Linked DNA regions of Homo sapiens: region 2 is linked to region 1. A link is a loop called in an ENCODE intact Hi-C map of the cell type or tissue named here. Cell type or tissue: OCI-LY7. All regions are shown on one strand. Each heading gives the region's core, and the rest is flanking DNA. Links, peaks and the distances in the headings are about the cores only. Region 1 overlaps USP54 (ubiquitin specific peptidase 54). Region 2 overlaps CFAP70 (cilia and flagella associated protein 70).

The links. Hi-C counts contacts between places; a loop is a spot of excess contacts. Peaks named below come from ENCODE experiments on the same cell type or tissue, not always from the same donor. Only the 100,000 strongest peaks of a DNase experiment are listed, where the experiment ranks them.
Region 2: it touches region 1 in a loop (2.5-fold over the local background); 3 of 110 quality-filtered maps call a loop at or near these places.

What each region holds. Positions count from the first base shown.
Region 1 is chr10:73,525,751-73,534,093 of GRCh38, forward strand. USP54 (ubiquitin specific peptidase 54) reads right to left here. Exons shown (of 24, transcript NM_001391956.1): 13 at 4,954-5,085; 14 at 4,393-4,773; 15 at 3,930-4,161; 16 at 897-1,030. It also overlaps the pseudogene RNU6-883P. Among named protein-coding and RNA genes, the nearest start is that of PPP3CB, 34 kb to the left of the region's middle. RefSeq lists an enhancer at 3,681-3,975 and a silencer at 3,832-3,931. In OCI-LY7, for the core only: CTCF peaks have their summits at 3,766 (motif pointing right) and 3,975; a DNase peak (open chromatin) is centred at 3,801.
Region 2 is chr10:73,260,132-73,268,474 of GRCh38, forward strand. All of the region lies in intron 26 of CFAP70 (cilia and flagella associated protein 70), which reads right to left. The region is part of intron 2 of DNAJC9-AS1 (DNAJC9 and MRPS16 antisense RNA 1); the gene reads left to right. Among named protein-coding and RNA genes, the nearest start is that of MRPS16, 12 kb to the left of the region's middle. In OCI-LY7, for the core only: CTCF peaks have their summits at 3,922 (motif pointing right) and 4,135; a DNase peak (open chromatin) is centred at 3,920.

The DNA of each region.
Region 1 (8,343 bases), core at 185-8,184:
ATTGTTCTGCTCTGCCAGATGTCCACAACCTTTAGTATACATACCTAAAAGGGTTCATGCCTTTTTACTACTGCTGCTGCAGGCCTTTCTTCCTGCTACCTCTAAGAATTGTCAGTAACTATCAAGAGAATTGGTAGTAAGACTAAGATATTTAGCCAGGGGTAAGGATAAATTTGAATTGCTTATTTCCAAGTTTTGCAAATAGCCACATGTACCCCTTTGGTATGTCAATTCATAATACTAAACAATAAGAAATCCATTTCCCAAGAGGCTGTCCCTAATCCAAGGAAAGCCCTAGGATTTATTCTTCTGAAGAATGGGGATGTTAGTAACACTGTTCACCATATTTCTGTCCCTTCTTGCTCCCACAAGGGCTCCCTCCAGGTAGAAAGAAATATTCATGCAGGCTGTGATGGAGAACAAAAAATAGATAAATCCAAAGATGGAGCAACTGAAATGACTCTACATTTACATTCTGATGGAATACTCAAACTGTAACTGTCCTCTTTTTTTTTGAAATGGAGTCTCACTCTGTCGCCCAGGCTGGAGTGCAGTGGCACGATCTTGGCTCACTGCAACCTCCGCCTCCCAGGTTCAAGCAATTCTCCTGCCTCAGCCTCCCGAGCAGCTGGGACTACAGGTGCACGCCGCTACGCTGGTTAATTTTTTGTATTTTAGTAGAGACGGGGTTTCACCATGTTGCCCAGGCTGGTCACGAACTCCTGAGCTCAGGCAATCTGCCTGCCTCGGCCTCCCAAAGTGCTGGGATTACAGGTGTGAGCCACCGCGCCCGGCCTGTAACTGTCCTCTAATTTCAAATGTGCTCAGGTAAGTCTGGTCCCCAGACAAAACTGCCGGTCAAATCCAGTCCTCAAATTCAGTGTCATTCTGCTTACCAGAGAAAGGCTGACTCTTTGTCCAGCCACCCATGGATGCTGTGGAGTCTACCTCCAGGATGCTACTGCTGTGCGACTTTGGGATATGACGCCAGGAAGGAACCAACCCAGCTGATCTCTTAGCACTTGGATCCCTTCAAAAGAGAACTCAGAGTCTAGTGAAAGCATGAAAGCAGGTTATAGCAACATTCCTAGGACTAAATCTCTCTCTCAAAAAAAAAAAATCAAACTACACAATTAGAGCTTCTGCTAAACTACTTCTGAAGAATTGAAATATCCACTCATTCTCCTATCTAACCTCATCTCACCTCATTCACAACTTGTGCATCTAGCACAGTATCTGGTACATAATACATATTCAAAATCTGTTGAATGTACTAATGAACATATTGGTTTCATATTTATTTCCTTCTTTCTTACTAAACCTTTGTAGCATCTTCTCATAAGTAAAACTCAACAGGATCCTGTGGACAGGGAAGAACATTGACAGAGTATGAACATGTGGTTATCACCTTTGTAGAAGATATAATCATGCTTTTCAAAGCAGCTCTACTATTAGAAAAATTGCCTTGGCCAGGTACAGTGGCTCATGCCTGTAATCCCAGCACTTTGGGAGGCTGAGGCAGGCGGATCATGAGATCAAGAGATCAAGACCATCCTGGCCAACATGGTGAAACCCCATCTCTACTAAAATTACAAAAATTAGCTGGGTGTGGTGGTGGGCGCCTGTAGTGCCAGCTACTAGGGAGGCTGAGGCAGGAGAATCGCTTGAACCCAGGAGGCAGAGGTTGCAGTGAGCCGAGATCGTGCCATTGCACTCCAGCCTGGTGACAGAGCGAGACACTCCATCTCAAAAAAAAAAAAAAAAAAAAGAAAACAGAAAAATTGCCTCTGTGGCAACTCAGTAAAAATAATGTATGGAGATTTGAAAGTTATAAAGCAAACTGAGCCCTATGGGCAGGGTACAATGAGTGCTAATAAACTGTCATCATTATTATGAATATTATTAGCATTATAAAACACAAAGTCCCAGTGACCCTAAAACAAATCAAAATAAAAACTATCCCACCATACTGGGTGTGGTGACTCACACCTATAATCTCAGTACTCTGGGAGGCTGAGGTGGGTAAATCACTTGAGCCCAGGAGTTCAAGACAAGCCTGGGCAAAATGATGAAACCCCATCGATACCAAAAAAAAAAAAAAAAAAAAAGCAACGACAACAAAACACTGTCCCAAAATAACATTTGGGCTTCTTCTCTGATTTTAGTATTACATAAGTTTTAATTCACTAATCCATTCTTTTTGAGATGGAGTTTCGCTCTTGTCACCCAGGCTGGAGTGCAGTGACGTGATCTTGGCTCACTGCAAACTCCGCCTCCCGGGTTCAAGTGATTCTCCTGCCTCAGCCTCCAGAGTAGCTGGGACTAGAGGTGCGCGCCACCATGCCCAGCTAATTTTTGTGTTTTTAGTAGAGACGGGGTTTCACCATGTTGGCCAAGATGTTCTCGATCTCCTGACCTTGTGATCCACCCAGCTCGGCCTCCCAAAGTGCTAGGATTACAGGCATGAGCCACCGCGCCTGGCCCACTAATACATTCTTTTTTTGTTTGTTTGTTTTTTTGAGATGGAGTTTCACTCTGTTGCCCAGACTGGAGTGCAATGGCACGATCTTGGCTCACTGCAACGTCCACCTCCTGGGTTCAAGTAATTCTCCTGCCTCAGCCTCCCAAGTAGCTGGGATTACAGGCTCCCACCACCACGCCCGGCTAATTTTTGTTTTTGTATCTTTAGTAGAGACGGGGTTTCACCATGTTGGCCAGGCTGGTCACGAACTTCTGACGTCGTGATCCACCCGCCTCGGCCTCCCAAAGTGCTGGGATTACAAGCGTGAGCTACTGCGGCAGGCCTAGTCCGTTTTTGTTTCTTTTTTTTTTTTTTGAGATGGAGCCTTGCTCTGTCGCCTAGGCTGGAGTTGCCATGGCACGAGCTCGGCTCATTACCACCTCCACCTCCTGGATTCCAGCGATTCTCCTGCCTTAGCCTCCCAAGTAATTGGGATTACAGACGCCCACCACCATGCCTCACTAATTTTTGTGCTAGCCTGGGATTACAGGCGTGAGCCAACATGCCTGACCTAATCTGTTCTTTAATACATTTTTTTACTGTGTATATTTAAGGTATACAACATGATGTTATGAGATACATAGAGACAGTAAAATGGTTACTATAATTGAAGGAAATTAATATACCCATCATCTCATATAGTTACCCATTTTTTTTGTTTTTGTGGCAAGAGGAGTTAAAATCTACTCATTTACCATGAATCTCATATGCAGTACAATTTTATTAATTGTAGTCATGTTTTACATTAGATCCCTAGACTTGTTTATCCTACATATCTGAAAAATACAGAAATCTTCACAAATTTTTGTGCCACCTTTGAGCAGGAGCCATGCTAATCTTCTCTGTATTGTTCCAATTTTAGTATATGTGCTACCAAAGCAAGCACTAAACAATTATTTCATTATCCTTAGCAAACTAAGACAGGAACAGAAAACCAAATACAGCATATTGTCACTTATAAGTGGGAGCTACATGGTGAGGACACATGAACACACAGAGGGGAACAACAGACACAGGCCTATCGGAGGGTGGAGGGTGGGAGGAAAGAAAGGATCAGGAAAAATAATTAGTGAGTACTAGCTTAATATGTGGGTAACAAAATAATCTGTACAATGAACTCCTATGACACAAGTTTATCCTAACAAACCTGCACATATGCCCCCTGAACCTAATTTTTTAAAATTATTTTATACATGATAACTGTATTTCAAATAGAAAGTTCTCTCTCCTTTCTCAAGTGCCTCTGTTCTTCCAGCAGAGGGTGCTGTTGTTATAGGAAGTTGAAAGAGCACATAGAGATAATAGCAAAGGCCATCCCTCCACTTGTCTCAGCCATGCCTGAAAGCCCCAAGTAGGTGGCTCACATTGCTGCAAGAGACAATGTTGCTGTTCAAAGGCCAAACAATACCTGTAGACATTTGAGCTCTCAGGCAGGGCTGCATCCAGGCTGACAGGGCTGCTGCTGTTCCTCTCACTGCTTTCATAGCCAGATTCCATTCGCTGGATTAGTCGGGGGTGCTGCTCTAAAAGGTGAGAGCCTGGCCGTGCTGGGCCCCAGCGCTTGTACTGGGGGCTTGGTCCACCAAATTTAATGTCGTAAGAAGGTGGCTTGCTTGGTTCATCTGGTATAAATTCTTTAGCTATCCCAATCAAAAGACAGGTATGGAAAATGAGGTAGATTTAGCATTTGCCTAAAATCAAGACCTAACTAGCTCCTCCCTCTAGCTACTTATTCACTGAACTCATATCCCTAAAACACCCGACATCAGAGTAAAAGTGCCCCTTGCCAGATGTACCAAAAAACCCAGGTTTTAAAAAGACATAAATCAACTTTATTCAAAAGCCCAATTCTTCCCTAATTATCTCCTCACCTGAATCCTCAGAAAAGGGGCTAAGCTGGGTATAGCCACAGTGCTTCCTTTTGTCCTTACTAAAGATACTGTCAATATTCAGAGATTCTCGTTTGGGTCTCCATGTGGGACGATACTTGCTGGAAGAACTGGATTTTGACTCACTGCTGGTACTCTCTATTTCCCAGTCACGAGAGTGTAAAGGCAGGGTCCTAGGAGGTTTTTTGTCAGGCTGGTCTCCTCCTCTGCCCCTGCAGTGAGAGCCTACATTGGTCTGAGAAGCCAGGGATGGTCTGTTATGGATCATATTGCTGACTGTCTCTTTAAAATCTCTCAGCCTGTTGGTGCTGCTGGATGGTTTGGAGGCATTTCTAGGAGCCTGCTTCTCTTTCAGTGTTTCTCCTAAAAACACAAAGAATGAAAGAAATATAGATGTTTAAAGTGATCATGGATACTAGACCCCAATGTCGAAAAAGCAAAGAAAAGCCCTCTGAACAGAAAGGAGAAGCCAACAGTCTGGAGCATGACAGAAGTTTGATAGAGTGAATGAAGGAGAAAGAGAAGCAGTGCAGAAGGGCTTGCCTTCACTGTGGTATCCCGAGGCCTGGGGCTCATCGCCTTTCCTCCTAACCCGACCAGAGCTCCTCTTGCGCTCTATCAGTGACCCTTTCTTGGATGTGTGTTTCTGATTACATTCACTATCAGTCAGGTGTCCTGAAAAAACAAGGAAATTGGGGTAAGCTGGTATCTGAGACTAACCTCCACCCTCCTGAGAACCTACCTAATCTCCCTTTGGGAGTGCCACAAATTTAGAGTACCCATGGAACAGAAGCTGTAGGGCATAGGCTATCTGATTTCAGTGTAGGAACCTCCCAGTAGATAAATGCAGAGAAGGGCCAGGTGCAGTGACTCACACCTATAATTGCAGCACTTTGGGAGGCTAAGGCGGGCAGATCACTTGAGGCCAGGAGTTCGAGACCAGACTGACCAACATGGCAAAACCCTGTCTCTACTAAAAATACAAAAATTAGTCCGGCATGGTGGCATGTGCCTGTAGTCCCAGCTACTGAGAGGCTAAGGCATTAGAATCACTTGAACCCAGGAGGTTGCAGTGAGCCGAGATCACGCCACTGCACTCCAGCCTGGACGACAGAGCAAGACTGTCTCAAAAAAAAAAAAAAAAGATAAATGCAGAGAAGCTGGGAGCATCCAAATTTACAATGTCTCCTGAGCAATGACCAATCTCAATCCCACTCCTAATCTTCCCCAGTGACCCAGAAGGACTAATGACATGTTTCTAGGTAACTTTTTAAAGGCAAAAGTTTTAAAGATTATATAAAAATGTCAGGTAGCCATATACTTTCACTCTCATAAATTGAAGACAGAGTTTTCCTTTTATTTATTTAGCAACACATATCAAATAAAGTCTGATTTTCAGTACATCTGGTATTATCCTGGATACTCCAGACTTTGCCCACAAGAGGTCTGATTTTATATGGCTTTAAGACCCAGTTCCAAGCTTTCCTTAATTGTGGATCATTTAAAGGGCATTTCAACTTTGATTCTCATTCCTATCCCCAACCCATCTTCACGAAACTTGGCTCCATCCAGAGATTACACTTCATAGTTCCTTAATACTAATCACTGGGAAAACCAGGAGAGCTGGGCTCTTTTATGTAACTTGCCCTGCTTCATGCCCATAGTATGCAAATACATGAGCATGATTTGATGACAGCAAAAGTCAGATTCTAAAGGATATAAGCAACTAAATTGCTAGAAGCCAGAGATGAATTAAGCAGGTAAATTAAGTTTGAAGATATGCTTAGAAAAAAAAAACCTAGGTCAAATGCATGGAGAGCTAACAAAAATTTGTTTTCACATGATAGCATATGAGAATCCTTATGCATATTCAAGTATCACCAGTGTAGTGATATGGATACATATTTTCAATCAGTTGCCCCTTGGAATCTTGTATTGCTTTTATTTGGTCGTTTGCTACCTCTGTGCCCACAAGAAAGATTTAAGAGAGGAGGAAATAACTTGGAACAACTAAGTCTTTTTTTTTTTTTGAGACGGAGTCTCGCTCTGTCACCCAGGCTGGAGTGCAGTGGTGCGATCTCAACTCACTGCAAGCTCCGCCTTCCGGGTTCACGCCATTCTCCTGCCTCAGCCTCCTGAGTAGCTGGGACTACAGACGCCTGCCACCACACCCAGCTAACTTTTTGTATTTTTTTTAGTAGAGACGGGGTTTCACCATGTTAGCCAGGATGGTCTCGATCTCCTGACCTCGTGATCCACCCACCTCGGCCTCCCAAAGTGCTGGGATTACAGGCGTGAGCCACTGTGCCCGGCCGCAACTAAGTCTTACAAATGTTAAACCAATGGGCATGTTCAAACCATTAACACAAATCTGCCTCTACTGGAAAATATGCTTAGTTTATCCTGTGGCTTGGCTTCTCTCTGGTTCACAGCTTCAAAAAGTGGGTCTAAAAAACTCACACCTGACACAATCAATGCAGTAGTCATCAAAAGAAAGCCAGCACAAGTCTGACAAAACCTCTAGGTCCAACTACCAATTTACAAGAAATATAGGACACAGAAACGTGTTAAAGTATACCATAGGAATAAAATCAGCAAAATTCAGAATGTGGGAAATCTACAGGACAAAATACCTAGTTCTAGCAATAAATTGCAAGGAAAAAAAATAGAGGAAAAAACAGTAGATTAAAAGAAATGCAAAGGACTTATCAACTCATCAGAATGCATAGACCTCATTTAGATGCTGAGTCAAACACATAAACCATGAAAATATTATGATACTTATAAGTGGATATGTGAACACTCATTGGTTACCTATCAGTTTTAAGGAATCATCATTATTATTTTTAAGTGTTACAATGCTGGGCTGGGCACGGTGGCTCACGCCTGTAATCCCAGCACTTTGGGAGGCCGAGGTGGGTGGATCACGAGGTCAGGAGATCGAGACCATCCTGGCTAACACGGTGAAACCCCGTCTCTACTAAAAATACAAAAAATTAGCCAGGCGTGGTGGCGGGCGCCTGTGGTCCCAGCTACTCGGGAGGCTGAGGCAGGAGAATGGCATGAACCTGGGAGGTGGAGATTGCAGTGAGCCAAGATCGTGCCACTGCACTCCAGCCTGGGCGACAGAGCGACTCCAACTCAAAAAAAAAAAGGTGTTATAATGCTATGTTTAAAAAGTGATTTCTTATGTTTGAGCAAACATAAGATATATTTATGGAAAATGTGATATAATGCCTGGGATGTGCTTCAAAATAATCCAGGAGTGGGTAAAGGTACAGGTAAAACTAGACTGGCCATGAGTTATAATTACTGAAACTAGGTGATGGGTACATGAATGGGCAGTACACTATTCTATACAGTTTTGAATATCTTTGAAATTCTTGATATTTAAAAAAAAAAAAAGCCCCCACAGCTTATAAACCACCAATCTCAAACAATGAGCTCACAAATTCTCACAGTCCCTAAGAATATGGACACTGTTCTATGCCTTAGGCATTCTATCTCCCAGAATAAACTTTCCATCTCAGCAGTCATTCACTGTTCTTCCCTGTATTGATTTCTTCCTCTGACATGGGCATACTCTCCTACAGATAAACAAAACAATGCAAGAATATTCTCTGCATGGAACTCACAATAACAAATAGGTATCTTTCATTCTTTTGCTTCTCTATCCTTCAGGAAGCTTAGCAAGCTGACATGCAGTTGTCCCTCACCAATCCCATAAATAGGCCCCTTCTATCAAAGCTCTTCACTTAGGACAAAGCCTGGCATGAGAACATGATGATGTGCAAGATCACAGGGGCTTAATGGGATACTACGGGAATCAAGAGTATAGGAGAAGAAAAGCACACTTCAGAATAATCACATCAATAATCACATTACAATCGTCTTTATTGACATGCTGCTATTGACAGGAGTATGTGCAATGGA
Region 2 (8,343 bases), core at 315-8,314, 270 kb before region 1:
TACTTGAGGCCAGGAGTTCAAGACTAGCCTGGGCAACATAGTGAGACTCTGCTCTACACATAATAAAATAAATTATCCAGGAGTGGTGGTGCATGCCTGTAGTCCCAGCTACTCAGGAGGCTGAAACAGGAGGATCCCTTGAGCCCAGGATCGTCCCACTGCACTGCACTCCAACCTCAGCAACAGAGCAAGACCCTGTCTCTTAAGAAAAAAACTTAGGTCTTTAAACCAGTTGGAATTGTGTGTGATGTGTGAGGTAAGGAACTAATTTTTTTTTTAATATGGATAGTAGCCAGTTGTCCCATCACCATTTAGTGAAGAATCCATTTGTTTCTCATTTTGCAGGTGCTATATAGTGTCTTTATAAAAAAATAGCTATATTAAGGCATAACTTACATACCATAAAATTCACTAATTTTAACGTTATGTTGTGCAAGCATCAGCACAATCCAGTGTTAGAAGACTCCTGTTACTCCAAAAAGTTCTTTCATGCCTGTTTGCAGTTACTCTCCATCCTCACCTTTAGCTCCAGGCAACCATTGATCTATTTTCCTTATTTCAAATAAATAGAATCAAATAATATATAGTCTTCTGTGCTTTGCTTTTTTCACTTGCCATAATATTTTTGACATTTATCCATATTGTTACATGAATCAGAATTTCATTTTAACTGCTGAGTAGTACTCCATTGTATAAATATTCCTCATTTTATTTACCCATTCACTGATGGACATGTAAAATGTTCCCAGTTTTGTGCTATTATTAAATGCTGTGATAAAAGTTCATATACAAATTTTTGTGTGGACATATGTCTTCATTTCTCTTAGCTAGATATAGAGAAGTAGAATTGCTGGCACATATGGTAAATATGTGTAACTTTTTAAGAATCTGACAAACTGTTTTCCAAAGTGGTTGTACCAATTTACAACCCTACCAGTAATGTACGAGGATTCCAGTTTATCCACATCTTTGTTAATACTTGGCATTGTCTATCTTTTTTTTTTTTTTTTGAGACAAGATCTCATTCTGTCACCCAGGCTGGAGTGCAGTGGTGCCATCACAGGGGCTCACTGCAGCCTCAACCTTCCAGGAAAAGGTGATTCTCTCATCTCAGCCTCCCAAGTACATGGGACTACAGGCACATGCCACCACCCCTGGCTAATCTTTGTATTTTTTTGTATTTTTTATTTACTGTATTAGTCAGTTTTCATGCTGCTGATAAAGACATACCAGAGACTGGGCAATTTACAAAGGAAAGAGGTTTAATTGGACTCACAATTCCAAGTGGCTCGCGAGGCCTCACAATCATGGTGGAAGGCAAAGAGGAGTAAGTCACGTCTTACGTGGATGGTAGCAGGCAAAAAGAAGCTTGTGTAGGGAAACTCCCATTTTTAAAACCATCAGATCTTGTGAGACTCATTCACTACCAGGAGAACAGTGCAGAAAAGAGCCACCCCCATAATTCAATCAGCTCCCACCTGGTTCCTTCCACAACAAGTGGGAATTGTGGGAGTTACAATTCGAGATGAGATTTGGGTAGGGACACAGCCAAAATATATCAGATGGGGTTTCACCATGCTGTCCGAGCTGGTCTCAAACTCCCAGGCTCAAGCGATTTGCCTGCTCGAGCCTCCCAAAGTGCTGAGATTACAGGCATGAGCCACCATGCCTGGCCTATCTTTTTGATTTAAGCTATTCTAGTGGGTGTGTAGTGCGGTGTCAATCTGCATTATTTTAAGGGGTATTTTAAAATTTTTTGGACATAATTTCAGATTAAATAAAAGTTACAAAATCAGTTCTCTCTTCTCTCAGGAAAGAATACATGTACTGTATACATATTATATATATGTATACATATGTATATATGTATACATATGTATATATGTATATATTATATATGTATATATGTATATATTATATATTATATATGTATATATGTATATATTATATATGTATATATATAATACATATACAGTAGTCTCCCTTATCTGAGGTTTTGCTTTCCACACCTTCACTTACCCAAGATCAACCTCGGCCCACCAAGATCTGAAAATATTACATAGAAAATTCCAGAAATAAACAATTCATAAGTTTTAAATTGCACACTGCTATTATGAAGAGCCTGATGAAATCTTGTGCCATCCCTCCCAGGATGTGAGTCATCCCTTTGTCCAGCATATACCCACTGTAGACGCTACCTGCCAGTTAGTCACTTCATAGCCCTCTCCGTTATCAGATCAGCTGTCATGGTCTCACAGTGCTTGTATTCAAGCCACCCTTATTTTACTTAATAATGGACTCATAGCACAAAAGTAGTGATGCTGGCAATTTGGATATGCAAAAGAGAAGCCATAAAGTGCTTCCTTTTCATGAAAAGGTGAAAGCTCTTGACTTAATCAGGAAAGAAAAAAAATGTATGCTGAGGTTGCTAAGATCTGTATAATGAACTTATCTTTTATCCATGAAAATGTGAAGAAGGAAAAAGAAATTGTGCATATTTAGTAGCACCTGTGGGCTATTAGAAAAAAATTTTTAATAATTATTTTAAAAAAGAAATTCGTGCATGGTATATATAGGATTCAGTACTATCCTTTGTTACAGGTATCCACTGGGGGGTCTTGGAACATATCCCTGGGGAACAAGGAGGGATTACTGTATGTGTGTGTGTATAAAAGTTAGAAAAATATAGAAAAGTTAAAAATATGTAGAAAAGTTAAAGTATATATGTGTGTGTTTATCTACATAAACACACACCTAACTCTTCCTGAACATTTGCAAGTAAATTAGAGATATGATTCAATTTTAATACTTCAGAGTGTGTTTTCTAAAATCAAGGATATTCTCCTCTATAACCACAGTACAATTATCACAATCAGGAAGTTAGTATAGATAGAATACTATTATCTAATCTATAGACCTTATCAAGATTTTTCCAATTGTTCCAATAATATCATTCATTCATTTCTTCATTCACTCATTCATTTATTTGAGACAGGATCTTGCTGTATCACCCAGACTGGAGTGTAGTGGTGTGAACAGGTCACTGCTGCCTCGACCTCCTGGGCTCAAGCAATCCTCCCACCTCAGCCTCCCAAGTAGCTGGGACTACAAGTGCCATCATGCCCAGCTAATTTTTTTAATGTTTTGTAGAGATAAAGTCTCACTATGTCGCCCAGGCTGTTCTTAAATTCCAGGGCTCAATTGGCCTCCCAAAGTGCCGGGATTACAGGCATGAGCCACCACGCCCAGCCCAATAATGTCTTTATGAGAAAATAAATCCAAGATCATGCATTGTATTTATTATTTATGTCTCCAGTTTCTTTTAATCTGGAATAGTTCTTGAGTCTTTGTGTTTCGTAACACTGGCATTTTTTAAAAATAGAGCACTATTTTGTAAACTATTCCCCAATTCATATTTGTCTAATGTTCCCTCATAATCATATCAGGTTATGAACTTTTAACAGGAATACCATAAAAATGTTCTGTTCTCAGTGCACCATATCAGGAAGCACAAGCTGCTTATCTCAATACTTGTGATGTTAACTTTGATCATTTATTACATTGCTATCTGCCAGGTTTTTCTACTCTAATGTTACTATTTTCCCCTTTGTAATTAATAAGTATCTTGTGGGGAGATACTTTGAGACTATGAAATATTTTCTTACTCCTTGAACTTTTCAACCATAATTTTAGCATACATTGATGATTGTCCACTGAATCTATTATGATGGTTTCCAAATTGCGATTTTCCAATTCCATCATTCTTCATACATTTAGCAGTTGGCCTTTGACTGTAAGCTTTCCTTTCTCTACCACTTATTTGTTTAATTATATCACTGTGGGCTCATAGATTCTTATTTGTAATCCTTTTCTACAAATTATTTATTTGGATGCTCAAATTATCCTTGTTTTAGCCAGCAGGTGTCCCCACTTCAAGCTAGTTTCTGTTTGTTTTATTTTTTCCCTATGCTGTTTTGATATGTGCCAGTCTTTCTTTGAACATTTTTTACTTTCTGACTCAACAAGATCTCAGACTCATCTTTTACTTTCCATGCACTAGTTCTGGAATTTTGGCCATCTTCCAAGAAGCCTCTGGTCCCCCCACAAACCCTTTCCTTCTAAACTGGACAAATGCCCTAGTTTCTTAAATGGATTTAGAAACCAAGACCTGAGCATTAGATGTGCTTATGCCCCCTGCCACCACTATTTATTTTTGAGACACAGGTATTTAGACACATATGAATATATTTCTATAAATACACATATATTTCTATATACCTATTTATACCTGTATCTATTTAATCTATCAAACAATGAGCTCTTATCAGTATCTCCCATTCTAATCCACCACTACAAGGTCATTCTATCCTTCTTGTTTCCACATTTGTAACTTCCTTTGAAGCACAGTGAAAAATGTGACTCCCATTATCCACAACATAATTATTTGTTAAATCATAGAATACCTAGTAATTTCAGAACTGCTAACTCATGACTTTGCAAAAATGAAGCCTAAAACTATACTCTAAAATGTGTATAAAGGTTTTTTCTCTTTAGCCTGATATATAGTATGTATTAGTCTACATTGCAAAGAATGTTTTCAAAAGTACCATGAGTTAATTATTTTTCTGCATTGTCAGTCTAATTACGTTATTCATTTGAAATACAATTTTATTTGGTTTTGTTTGTACGTAATTATGTGGTCTCCCCATTTCTTGCTGATTTTCTTTTTTAAAAAATATACGAAACATTAGCATTGTCCCAAAAGTCAGAACTCTACAAAAAGGGACATCACAGTGTCATCCCTCTCATTTCCTCCCTCCTCTACCCATGCCCACTCATGTCCTGTAGAATCTACTCTCATTAATCTCGGTTTATCCTTCCTCTGCTTCTTTTTGCACTAAAGAAGAGATTCGGCCGGGTGCGGTGGCTCACGCCTGTAATCCCAGCACTTTGGGAGGCCGAGATGGGCGGATCACGAGGTCAGGAGATCGAGACCATCCTGGCTAACACGGTGAAACCGTGTCTCTACTAAAAATACAAAAAATTAGCCGGGCGTGGTGGCCGGCGCCTGTAGTTCCAGCTACTGGGGAGGCTGAGGCAGGAGAATGGTGAACCTGGGAGGCGGAGCTTGCAGTGAGCCCAGATCGCGCCACTGCACTCCAGTCTGGGCAACAGAGAGACTCCATCTCAAAAAAAAAAAAAAAAGAAGAAGAAGAAGAGATTCATGTATATTTTCTTCTTTTTCCTTCTCTCTTATACAAAAGGTGGTATAATCTTGCACTTCACTTTTTTTACTTAATAATATAAACTGAAAATCATTCCACATCAGTTCATAGAGATCTTCCTCATTATTTTTATTCAGGGGCATAGTATTCCATTATGTGAATATACTATAGTTTATTTAGACATTCTCCCATGTTTAATAAATGAACTCCATTTAGGTTGTTTCCATTATTTTGCAATTGCAATAATGCTGTAATTAATAACTTGCGCACGCTCATTTTCAAATTGCTAGAGGAAGCGCATCATGGTAAATTTCTAGAAAACTCCAATTACTTTTAAATACCATCTACTCAAAACCTAAGTTTCCATATATATGTCAGTCTATTTCTGTCTGCCAATTGTTTCACTTACCTACTCTTACACTAATAGCACTCAGTGTTAATTGTTGCAGCTTCATAATAAGGCTTGATATTTAATAGGAAAGCCACTCTTACTCTTTCTTTCATACTGTCATAGCTATTTTTTTTTTTTTGGTCTTTATTCAACCAAGTGAATTTTAGGATTTATCTCATCAAGTTCCTTGAAAATATTATGTTATTATTTTTATTGGAATTGCCTTAAACTTAGATATTAACTTAGGGAAAACTTTCATCTTTATGTCATCAGAACTTCCTGCCCATGGACATGGTATATCTTTCTATTAGATTTTCTTTTACAATAAAGTTTTATGATTTTCCCCACACAGGTCTTGAATGGGATTTTAAAAATCAGACTTTCAAATTGATTGTTCCTGATTTTGATGACATTGATTTTTATATTGATTTTTATCCAGCAACTTTGTCCATCCACTTCTTTGCGTTAATCTTCATTGACTAAATTTATATTATTCAAAAGTCAAAAGGATATAATAAAGCATACAATGAGTTTTGCTTCCACCCGTCTCCCTATACACCCTGTTCCCCAATGACTGCCCTGACTAGTAACCATCATTGTTAGTTTTTTATCTACCATTTCAGTAGTGAACTCTTTTATTACATATTTCAGTTTGCTTGTAGATTTTCTTGGGTTCCTACCTAATCCTTTTACCTTCAGTTTCTTTTATGTGTGTATGTATATGTGTTATTGCCTTAATGGAACCTCCAGTATAGTTTCAAGTAGAAGTGACGATAACATTTTCCTTATCTTGTTCCTGACTTCAAAAGGAATGCTTCTAACTTTTCACCATTTCATATAATAGTTTAGATTTTGGGACATGTAGTTTCAGATTTTAAAAAAGCTAGTTTGCTTTTTTAAAAAGTCATGAATGGGTGTTAATTTTAGCCAATGATTTAGTTTTTAAAATAATTAATAGAATAAGAATAGCCTATGATTTTAATTTAGTCTCCATTTTGCTGCTAATATTATTTGTGTCTTTCCATTTTAAACAAAATTCTTAGTCATGCAAGAGGTTTGTCTGTTCACTAGTCTCTGCAAAAAACAGCTCATAATTTTGTTAATCCTATTATGTCCTTGTTGAAATTTTCATTTATTTCTACTCCTTATCATTTTCTCAATTATCATTTCTTTGAGTTTCCTTGCTTTCCCTTTACTACTTTATTTATTTAAAAATTAATTCATTGATTTTCAATCTTTGTTTCTAACATATGTATTTAAGGCTATAAATTACCCTCTATTTATTGCTTTAATTTTATCCCATAATTCTAATATATATTGGCTTTGTTTTTATTCAGCCTCATTTCAGTTATGTACTGAAGTATAACAAACCAACCCAAAACTTAATGGCTTAAAACATAATATGTTATTTCTCAAAATTCTACAGGTAATTTGGGCTGTTTTGCTGGTTTTCCCTGAGATCACTCATGCAGCTGAGGTCATATGACAATTTGGCTAGGACTGAAGGATCCAAGAAAACCTTACTCAAATAGCAGTTAATGTTGGCTGTTGGCTGGAGTGGTTCAGTTCTCTTCCATGTGGACTACTATAGCCTTCTATAGGCTAAACTGGGCTTCTTCACAGCACAGTGGTCCCAGAGTTTCAAGAGTGGTAGCTGAAGGCTTCTAAAAGCCTAACCTCTGAGAATTCACACAATGTCACTTGCACCATATTCTACTGGTCAGGGAAAGTCACAAGTTTAGCTTAGATTCAAGGGGGTGGAGAAATGAGAAAGAGACTCCGTCTCTTGATGGGAGTGAGTGGCAACATAACATTGCAAAGGATGTGGACATGACAGCATAATTAAATGGGGATCATTATTATAAAAATCTACTATAAGGCCTAATTTTCTACTGCTGTGTATAACACCCATTTATCATATCACATTTTCCATAGATCAGAAGCCTGACATTATTCAACTAGTTCTTTGCTTAGGGTCTCACAAGGCCAAAATCAAGGTGTCATCTATGCTGAGTTCTTATTTGCAGGCTCTGGAGAAGAATGTACTCCCAAGCTTATTCAGTTTGTTGGTAGAATTCAGTTCTTTGTGTTTATAGGTTCCTATAAGGTCCCTGTTTCCTTGCTGGCTCTCAGCAGGGGCTGCTGTTAGCTTCTAGATGCCACCCACATTCCTTGACATGTGGTCCTTCTCCATATTCAAGCCAGAGATGCTATACTGAATGATTCTTATGTTTCAAATCTGACATCCTTTCTGCCCCCACCACCAGAGAAAACTCTCTGCTTTTAGAAGACTTACCTGACTGGGTCAGGTCCACCCAGATAATCTCTGTATTTTAATGTCAACTGATTTGGTATTTTATTTACATCTGCAAAATCATTTTACAGCAGTACCTACATTAGTGTTTAATAGATTAATCTTAGGGGAGGGGGCCATCTTTAGAATTCTACCTAGCACAAAAGATTTCATATTTGAAGTGTCACAAGGTTTCTTCATTGACTTATTAATTAATTACAAGCATGTTTTCAGTTTCCAAAGGTATATGAGTCTTTTGGGCTTTATTTTGGTTGTTGATTTATAATTTTACTGCCATGTGATCTGTATGTATTTGTTGAACCCCTCTTTCTGGTTTTGCATGTGGTCAACCTTTATACATAACTCATTTGTACTTGAAAAGAATATGTGTCCTCTCATTGTTAAGTGAAGAGTTCTACATTGGTGTTTGAACT